Regions from separate parts of the Homo sapiens genome. Here region 2 is linked to region 1. Evidence: chromatin contacts called from ENCODE Hi-C data. All regions are on one chromosome and are shown on one strand. The core of a region is the stretch at or near the end of the contact, and the rest is flanking DNA. Distances in the headings are between cores, read along the strand shown.

The links. Hi-C counts contacts between places; a loop is a spot of excess contacts on that map. Pooled maps may share reads with other maps.
Region 2: a pooled map shows a loop between it and region 1 (4-fold over the local background). The contact joins the promoter of ZNF236 here to the enhancer-like site in region 1. A Hi-C loop is called at or near these places in 4 of 50 pooled maps.

Annotation. Positions count from the first base shown.
Region 1 is chr18:75,245,947-75,249,730 of GRCh38, forward strand. The region is part of intron 1 of TSHZ1 (teashirt zinc finger homeobox 1); the gene reads left to right. Among named protein-coding and RNA genes, the nearest start is that of TSHZ1, 37 kb to the left of the region's middle. Within about 2 kb of position 2,010, at least 14 of the 41 ENCODE cell types and tissues checked have a DNase peak (open chromatin) inside an H3K27ac peak, as active enhancers do.
Region 2 is chr18:76,820,792-76,824,575 of GRCh38, forward strand. It overlaps ZNF236 (zinc finger protein 236), which reads left to right and starts at 1,766. Exons shown (of 31, transcript NM_001306089.2): 1 at 1,766-1,871. The coding sequence starts at 1,817. ZNF236-DT (ZNF236 divergent transcript) reads right to left here and starts at 1,504. Exons shown (of 3, transcript NR_040024.1): 1 at 1,225-1,504. RefSeq lists enhancers at 1,048-1,127, 1,168-1,277 and silencers at 1,348-1,537, 1,658-2,397.

The DNA.
Region 1 (3,784 bases), core at 760-3,259:
TTGGCTTTGACTTCCACAAATACAATGCTCTGAATCAAATAAGTGCCAGGGGAGCGGGCTTCCCCTCTCCCCCAGCAAACACCACCTCACCGCCCTTCCAGGCACGTCACCAGCACCGAAGCGCCTTTACCTTATCAGCGTGGATTCAACCAAGACCTGCGCTTCACGTTTTGCTTCTTGAAAGCCAACATTTTGAAAAGAAAGTCAAACAGAGCATTTGTTAGTTGGGCATTTCCTACGAAAGACCAGCTCCAGTTCTTTGGAAGGAAATTGGCCAGATGCATGCACTGTTCAGGGCTTGTCTTAGTGCTAAAATGTAGCTAACGTGTGTGGCAAAGGTGAGGAAGTCCTGTGAGCTTCATAGTGGGAAGCGTCTCTTCTCATCTCAGGGCAGTGGGGATGACGATGGGGGCCTTGGTTCTCTGTTCAACCTCTGATGGGGTGTTTTTGGTTTCTGGTGTGTGTGTGTGTGTGTGTGTGTGTGTGTGTGTGTGTGTGTCAGAGAGAAAGAGAGAGGTAGGTCATATCCCTGTATCAGGTCCATCAAAACACACCCCAGTGCAGAACTCTTGATCCCTTGATTGCCTGCAAGCTCACAGCACACAGTGATAAGTGAAATCTCTGAGAGTAGATTTAATTTTATGAGCTGTATTATCCAAGAATACTAAGCCGTGGAGATCATGCTCAAGTCATGGGGTTTAAAGGGGTGATGGCTTCAGTTCTCTGTGTGGGGGAAGAAAGCCTGTGGCCTTTTTTTGTTTTTAGGCACAAAGCTAGTTTAATTGAAAGAATAATTTGATTTGCTGCTGCTACAGCAGAAGAGCTTGAGATGTGGCAAATTTTCTCTCCTTTCACCCAAACTCAAGAATTTAATGCTAGCAGGTGAACTTCTGAAGGCTGCTATCAAGTAGACAGAGACAATAACTGTCTTAAAAGCAGAATTTTGTCAATATTTTTTGCTGTGGGCCAAAGAACATTCACAATAATGGAGTACTAAAGCCCTGCTTGAAAATGCTGTAGAGGGAGCGGGAGTGGAGGATTTATTCCAAGTTTGAGCCTGCAGTGTTTTGGTGGTATATATGATTTCTGAATAATCTTTTTGCTCGAGCAAATGGAGGCACCCAGATATAATTTTCTGTTCAGGAAGAGCATTTGGTAGGCATTGCTACCCAGGGTTGCTGAACTGGAAGTGCCCTAGGCTGTAGTTTCTTTTCAGTTGCCGCATCGACCCACCACCGACCGTACACCTTCACCAAATGCCAGTGTTTTCTGACAGATAAAACAGGAGGTGGAATGGCCAGGAGCAGGCCATGCGGTCAGGGCTGAGGCGGTGGGCCTGCTGCTGGGAGAGGTACCCCAGAGGGCCACACTGCTCCTGCCAGGGGGGGCTGTGCCTCTTCTCTCAGTGAGTGGAGTCCCTTTGCCCTTGGTTTTAAATATGCCATTTCACCATGCTTTTGTAGAAAGTTGGTTAAACAGCAAATTGCACAACCCACAAAATGTAATGGCCTTTATGACTTAAAACAGATGCTAGATTCAGTTGCGTGAATTGCCTTGCCCCTTAAGTTATCTTACTTTGAAAAGAACGATTCCCTGAAATTTCACTTTGGAAAACACTGTTTCCCTCATTCTGCTTATGAGAACTGGTGCCTACATTTTTAATGCTATTGCAGTAAAGCGATTTTCTGATATAGATAGAGGTGAAGCCATTTTTGTAATTTTTCCAGTGTTCTCCGTATTTGGTATAATTAGAAGGGAGAGACGGAGGAGCAGTCACACACTCATATGTGAGCACACACACACTCACCCACAGCAGAGAAGCACAGCTTTGTCCTTCTTTTGAAGTGTGAAAAATATCAGTGACCTTATCATTAAATATACTTGTTGCTGTATTTATTTGAAATGTTCAGACCTTACTTTTTTTTTTTTTTTACTTCCTGTTCATTTTAGTGGGAAAGGGTGATAGCAAAAGATTTTATTTATTCAGAGCCACAGTGCAGGCAAAGTGAAAGTAAATCCTAGGCTTCCGGTGCATTCAGAAACCACAGTAAGAAAGCACTGTTTTCTCAAATATAAAGATAAGCGCACTAGCCAAATAATTTTTTTGAGGAGGTTGGAACAATAGAAGCCATCTAGAACTATTATTTGAGGCTATATATGAAAAATATATGTGAGCTTACAAAAATGTTTCTCATACTGGAAACTGTATCCATCAGGCAGACAAGACTTTCATCATGTTTATAGACAGTGATAGCAATGTAGCTCTGTCATAATATCAGTGGCCTCAGTAATTGTATTCTACTTCAAGTATAAGGTTCTGATTCTGGCGCAAGTTAATAATTCTGTTTTTACTGAAGACTTTTTCCCTTCAGAAATATCATATGATGAAGTTGCCTGTGGAAGGTGATCGAAGTGTATTCACCCTCAGGTTCATCTGGAAAGTCCTAGACTGTGGCCCACATGTTTCCTTCACGCTCACCTTCGTGTGTATTTCAGGCATTACCTTGTGATTGTTTAGATACTCTTATCATTATACATAATCCAAGGGTTATTTATCGTAAGATAGACTGAGTAATGCTGAACTCACAAATATGGGGCTGAAAATGTAAACACATTTTTGTAAATCCAATTGACAGTTAATTGGCCCACATTAATGGAGAGTTGAAGTGAAAGAAAATAGAAAACCACAAATTTCTAAAAGAAATTTTTCCCCTCATTTGGAATCCATTTTATACGTTTATTGGAAGCTAATGTTTCAGTTAACTATGACATATAGATATACGTTTACTTGCCTAATTATACTTGCTGTTAACAATACATCATGTGTTTGCCTGTGCGTCCAGCTTTGCGAGTGTGATGGTTTAATTACCCTCTGTGGTGTCTGCACGCTCTGCTAAGTCTTGTGTGGGGGAACGGTTAGAAATAGCCGCAGAGGCAAGGATTTAGAAGCTGGTGTGCCGTGAAGCCATAGGGTCACCCACCAGCAGCAGTACCAGGCGAGCCACCTCCGCGTGGGAGGAGGCCCAGGTGTCTGCTTCCTAACGCGGGGCCTGAGCCGGGCACCCTGGGGTGGAGAGGCTTGGATGGGAGCCCCAGATCTGGGCCACTGTGGTCCCTGGGCTACTGGGGGAAAGCCAGGTCCTTCACCGCCCTCCTGCCTACCCGGGGCTCTGGGCTCCAGGCCGTGGCTGCTCTCTGTCCCTTGTCCCTGCGGCCACCCAGGCCCCACCTGCTACCCGGGCAGGCTGCTCAGACACACATCCTTCCTAGTGGTCTTCCTGCAACTCCTCTGGTGGAGACCCCGGAGCCACACGGGTTGAGAGCCCTGGGTGCCTCGCCTGCCCCCACGGGGTCCTGGGGAGAGGATCATGCCCTGTGGCTCTGCATCGCTCTCACCCCTGTGGCGGGTGGGGGCAGCTGGCCTTCTCCCTGCCCTACCCCTGCAGTAGGTGGCGCAGGGTGCAGGCGGGTGGGTGGGGGGAACAGATGACTTCCTCCTCATCTAACTCCTGCAGTGGATGGGGGTGGCTTTGGTAGGGGGGAAGGGTAGGTAACTTCCTTCTCATCTCACCCCTGAAGTAGGTAGGGGCAGGTGACCTCCTCGCCATCTCACCCCTATAGTAGGTGGGGGATGCATGACCTCCTCCCTACCTCACCCCTGCAGTAGGTGTGTTGTGTGGGGGTGACTTCCTCCTCCTCAACTCACCCATGCAGTAGGTGGGGGACGTATGACCTCCTCCCTGCCTCACTCCTGCAGTAGGTAGGGGTGAGGGTATGACTTCCT
Region 2 (3,784 bases), core at 516-3,015, 1.6 Mb after region 1:
CGTGAGCCACCGCGCCCGGCCACACACACACTTCTTAAACTCACTTAACTCTAAAGGTACACACAGGAAAGAAAGCTGGTGGTGTTATTTACATATGAGGCAAAGTTGACAATAGCAAGCATTATTAGAAATAAAGAGGAACATTTCACAATTGGAAATATTCAAAAGAGCTGGAATACATTTGTCTTATTTAAGGCATAGAGAGAAGACTCGCATGGCTGTAGACAAAACTGATTGGAGGATGACCAGGTACTAGGCTGTATCTGTAATCTAGGTGAGAGAGCATGGCTCAGGGGTAATATACGTGGGAATGGCTTGGATTTGGTTTATATATTGGAGCTAGATCTTTGATGAGATTGAGTGAAGGCTGCAGTGGGAAAGGGTAAGCAAGAATGACTCCTAGACACCGCTCAGCAATAAAAAGCACTTAAAATATTTATCAATATATAGATGAATTCCAACATAATTATGCTCAATGAACAGCCCCCACTTCCCTAAAGATTACGTGCGATACAATTCCATTTATATAAAACACCAAGAAAAACAGGTTGGGCACAGTGGCTCACATCTGCAATCCCAACACTTTGGGAGGCTGAGGCAGAGGGTCAATTGAAGCTAGGAGTTCCAGAGCAGGCTGGGCAACACAGAGAGACCCCATATGTTTAAAAAAAAACAAAAAGCTAGACATGGCGGTCCTCACCTGCAGTCTCAGCTACTCGGGAGGCTGAAGCAGTTGGATTGCTTAAGGGCAGGAGTTTGAGGCTACAGTGGGTCCCGATCGTGTCACTGCACTCCCGCCTGGGTGACAGAGCAAGCGAGACCCAGTCTGTATAAAAAGATATTTAAAAACTCCAGGAAATTCAAACTATAGTGACAAAAAGCAGATGGGTGGGAGGGGGAGGAGGGAAGGAGGGAGAGAGGAAAGGGTTACAGAGAGACGGGAGGAACATCTTCACTGTTGATTGTGATGATGGTTTCACAGTGTATACATGTGTCAAGATGTATCAAACTGCACACTTTAATTTGCGCCACTGCACTCCAGCCCAGGTGACAGAGTAAGGTCGCTTTCCCCGGGCTCGGCCGGCCTCTCCACCCGGCGCTCGGGTGCTGCGCTGCCTGTTCCTGTTGCCACTTCGTGTAAGTTAGCGCAGGCAACAACACACAAGACCAGCACACGTGAAATGGTCCATTTTAATGCACTGCCCCCAGGGAAAGGAACATTACCGGCTTCTGGCCATGTCGTCTTCCCAGTCCCAGATGGCGGTTCCGGGTTTGGGCTCCGAGGCCCTTCGCAGCACTAGGGCGGCGCGAGTAGGGCCGCCCTCCGAGCCATGCTGCGGTCCGAGGTGACGCGCGCACGCGAGTTCGCGGACACGCACGAGACGCCCGGGCCACGGAGGCGCGGGGCTGGCCCAGGGTCCCCGCCAGGCCGAGCTCTAGGGCTGCCGGCCCGGCCCGGTGACCCCCGCGCTCCCCTCCGTCCGCTAAGGCCCCGCGGCGCCGCGCATGCGCCCCGCCGCCGCCCCCGCCCCCACCGCGCCCGCGCCCGCGCCCAACGCCCCCACCGCGGCCCGCGGGCCATGGAACCTGCCAAGGCCGGCGCGGTTCGAGCGCTCCGGTGCGCGCGTTCAGGCGCCTTTCCCCCGTGAGCCCGGCGGCGCTCGGACCGGGCCGCCCGCCGCCGGGCAGCTCCGCCCGCCTCTAGCGCCGGCTGGGCGCGCCCCCGCCCCGGTGCCCGCGCGTGCGCGCCCCCGCCGCCGCGTGTGAGTGTGAGTGTGAGTGTGAGTGGGTGTGGGTGCGAGCCGGGCCGCCGACGATGCCGCGGGGCCGCCCCCCGAAGCCCAGGGAGAGCAAGGCGCGCGGCGACTCCGGTAAGGCCCGCGGCCGCGCCCTCGCGCCCCGCCGGCGGCCGGTGCGGGGCCCGCGCCCTGCCAGTCCCCGGATGCGGCGCGGGGGGCGCCGGGAGCGGCGGGGCGGGGGCGGGGGCCGCGCAGACCCGGGCCGCCGCCGCCGCCGACTGGCCGGGCGGGCCGCAGCGCGGGCGGAATGATACGGGCGAGTCGCCGCCCGGCCCCTCCGCGCGCTGGGCCTACTTTCCTGGGCCGGGCGGCGGCTGAGGCGGGAGGCGGGAGGCGGGTGAGGGAGCAGGCGGCCGCCTCCTGCGCGCGCCCTGCCCCCGCTGGCCCTGCCGCGGCCCGCGCTGAACTTGAGGGAAAGTGGCCGCCCCGTGTTCCGTCCCGGGGCCGGAGGGCCGCGGGGCGCGCTGGGGAGGCGGCCTGGCCAGAGCCCGGGCCTGCGGATACCGCGCCCCGGGCTCCTCCCGGACGGCGCCCCCGCCCGACCCTGCGCGGCGCCGGCTGCCCCGGGGACGTTGGGCTCGGCCCACAGGGAGGCCGTGGAGCGCGGGGTCGTGCACACAGTAGGCGCCAGCGTTGTCCGGGAAGCGCAGGGTCGTGCACACAGTGTGCTCCAGTGTTATCTGGGGCGCGCTGTGGGGCGTGCATACAGTAGGCGCCATTGTGATCCGGGAACTTGAACCCTGAGCCTCTGCAGACGCTGTGGGTAGTGCATACAGTAGGCGCCATTGTGATCCGGGGGGCTGGAACCCTGGGCATCTGGAGAGCGCTGTGGGTCGTGCAAACAGTAGGCACCATTGTGATCCGGGTAGCTTGAACCTGGAGCTTCTGGAGAGCGCTGTGGGTCGTGCATACAGTAGGCATCAGTGTTATGTGGGGAGCGCTAGATCGTGCACACAGTAGGCGTCAGGAAGTGTTTTCCCCAGTAATTTATTCTCCATGGTACTTTGCTAAAGTCATGAAATAACTCAGATTTTGTTTTCCAAGGAAGGAGAAAGGCCCAGAATTTAAGAGCAGGCAGACACACAACCGGGCACCCCCAGACCCTGGCCCTTCCAGCAGTCAGGAATTGACTTGCCTTCCAAAGCCCCAGCCCGGAGCTTGAGGAACGGACTTTCCTGCGCAGGGGGATCGGGGCGCACTCGCCGGTGCCGCGGTTCCCAGGTCGAGGGCAGTGGGGTAGGGGGCGCCGCGCTTTTTCTCGCGGGCGCCGTGGTTCCCGTGCGGCCTTGGACGCGAGTCTCCCCCTGCAGGCCTGGTCCCTGGTCCTGGTCACCCGTGCAACTGGAGCGGCGCTCCGCGTTTGGAAAGGGTTTTGAAGGGGGTTCTAAGGGGGAGTGGGCGCCTAGGACTCCCTATGGGAGTCGGTGGGTTATACCTTGACTGCCGTTGATTTTTATTTAACTGTTTAGCTTAGTGACTCAAGTGTTCCCCTTTTCTTGGGGATGAGTAAACTGAGGCTCATTAAAGAGCTTGTGACCAAACAACACAGGTGCCCCAGAGAAAGGTCGGGCCTGGAAACTACAAAGGATTGTGTTAATTTTGTGTTTAGGAAGAAAGAGGTAATGGGTAGGAATCAATGTAAACTTATTCATAGGCCACACCAAACCAGGAATTCTTGTCGTGATTGCACTTGGTAGAGTTAACACACGTGCACATTACGGAAACGTTGGTGACCAACAGGCGTTTCAGCGAGCTTTCGCACACCTCATGGGCCTTTGTGGGCTGCTGGAGAGATGTTGGCTGCACCATGACCCAGGTATGCAGATTTGTAGTTGGATAACAGCAGTGCTCAGAATTTTGATTAATGGTTGATGGTGTCTGGCCTTTAAGGAAGTCTTTGTTGCCTCTCCCGCTTTTGAGTTTTGGCCTTGACCTTATTTCGTTAGTTTAATTGTTTTGTTAGTATGCCATCTGCCAAAAATAAT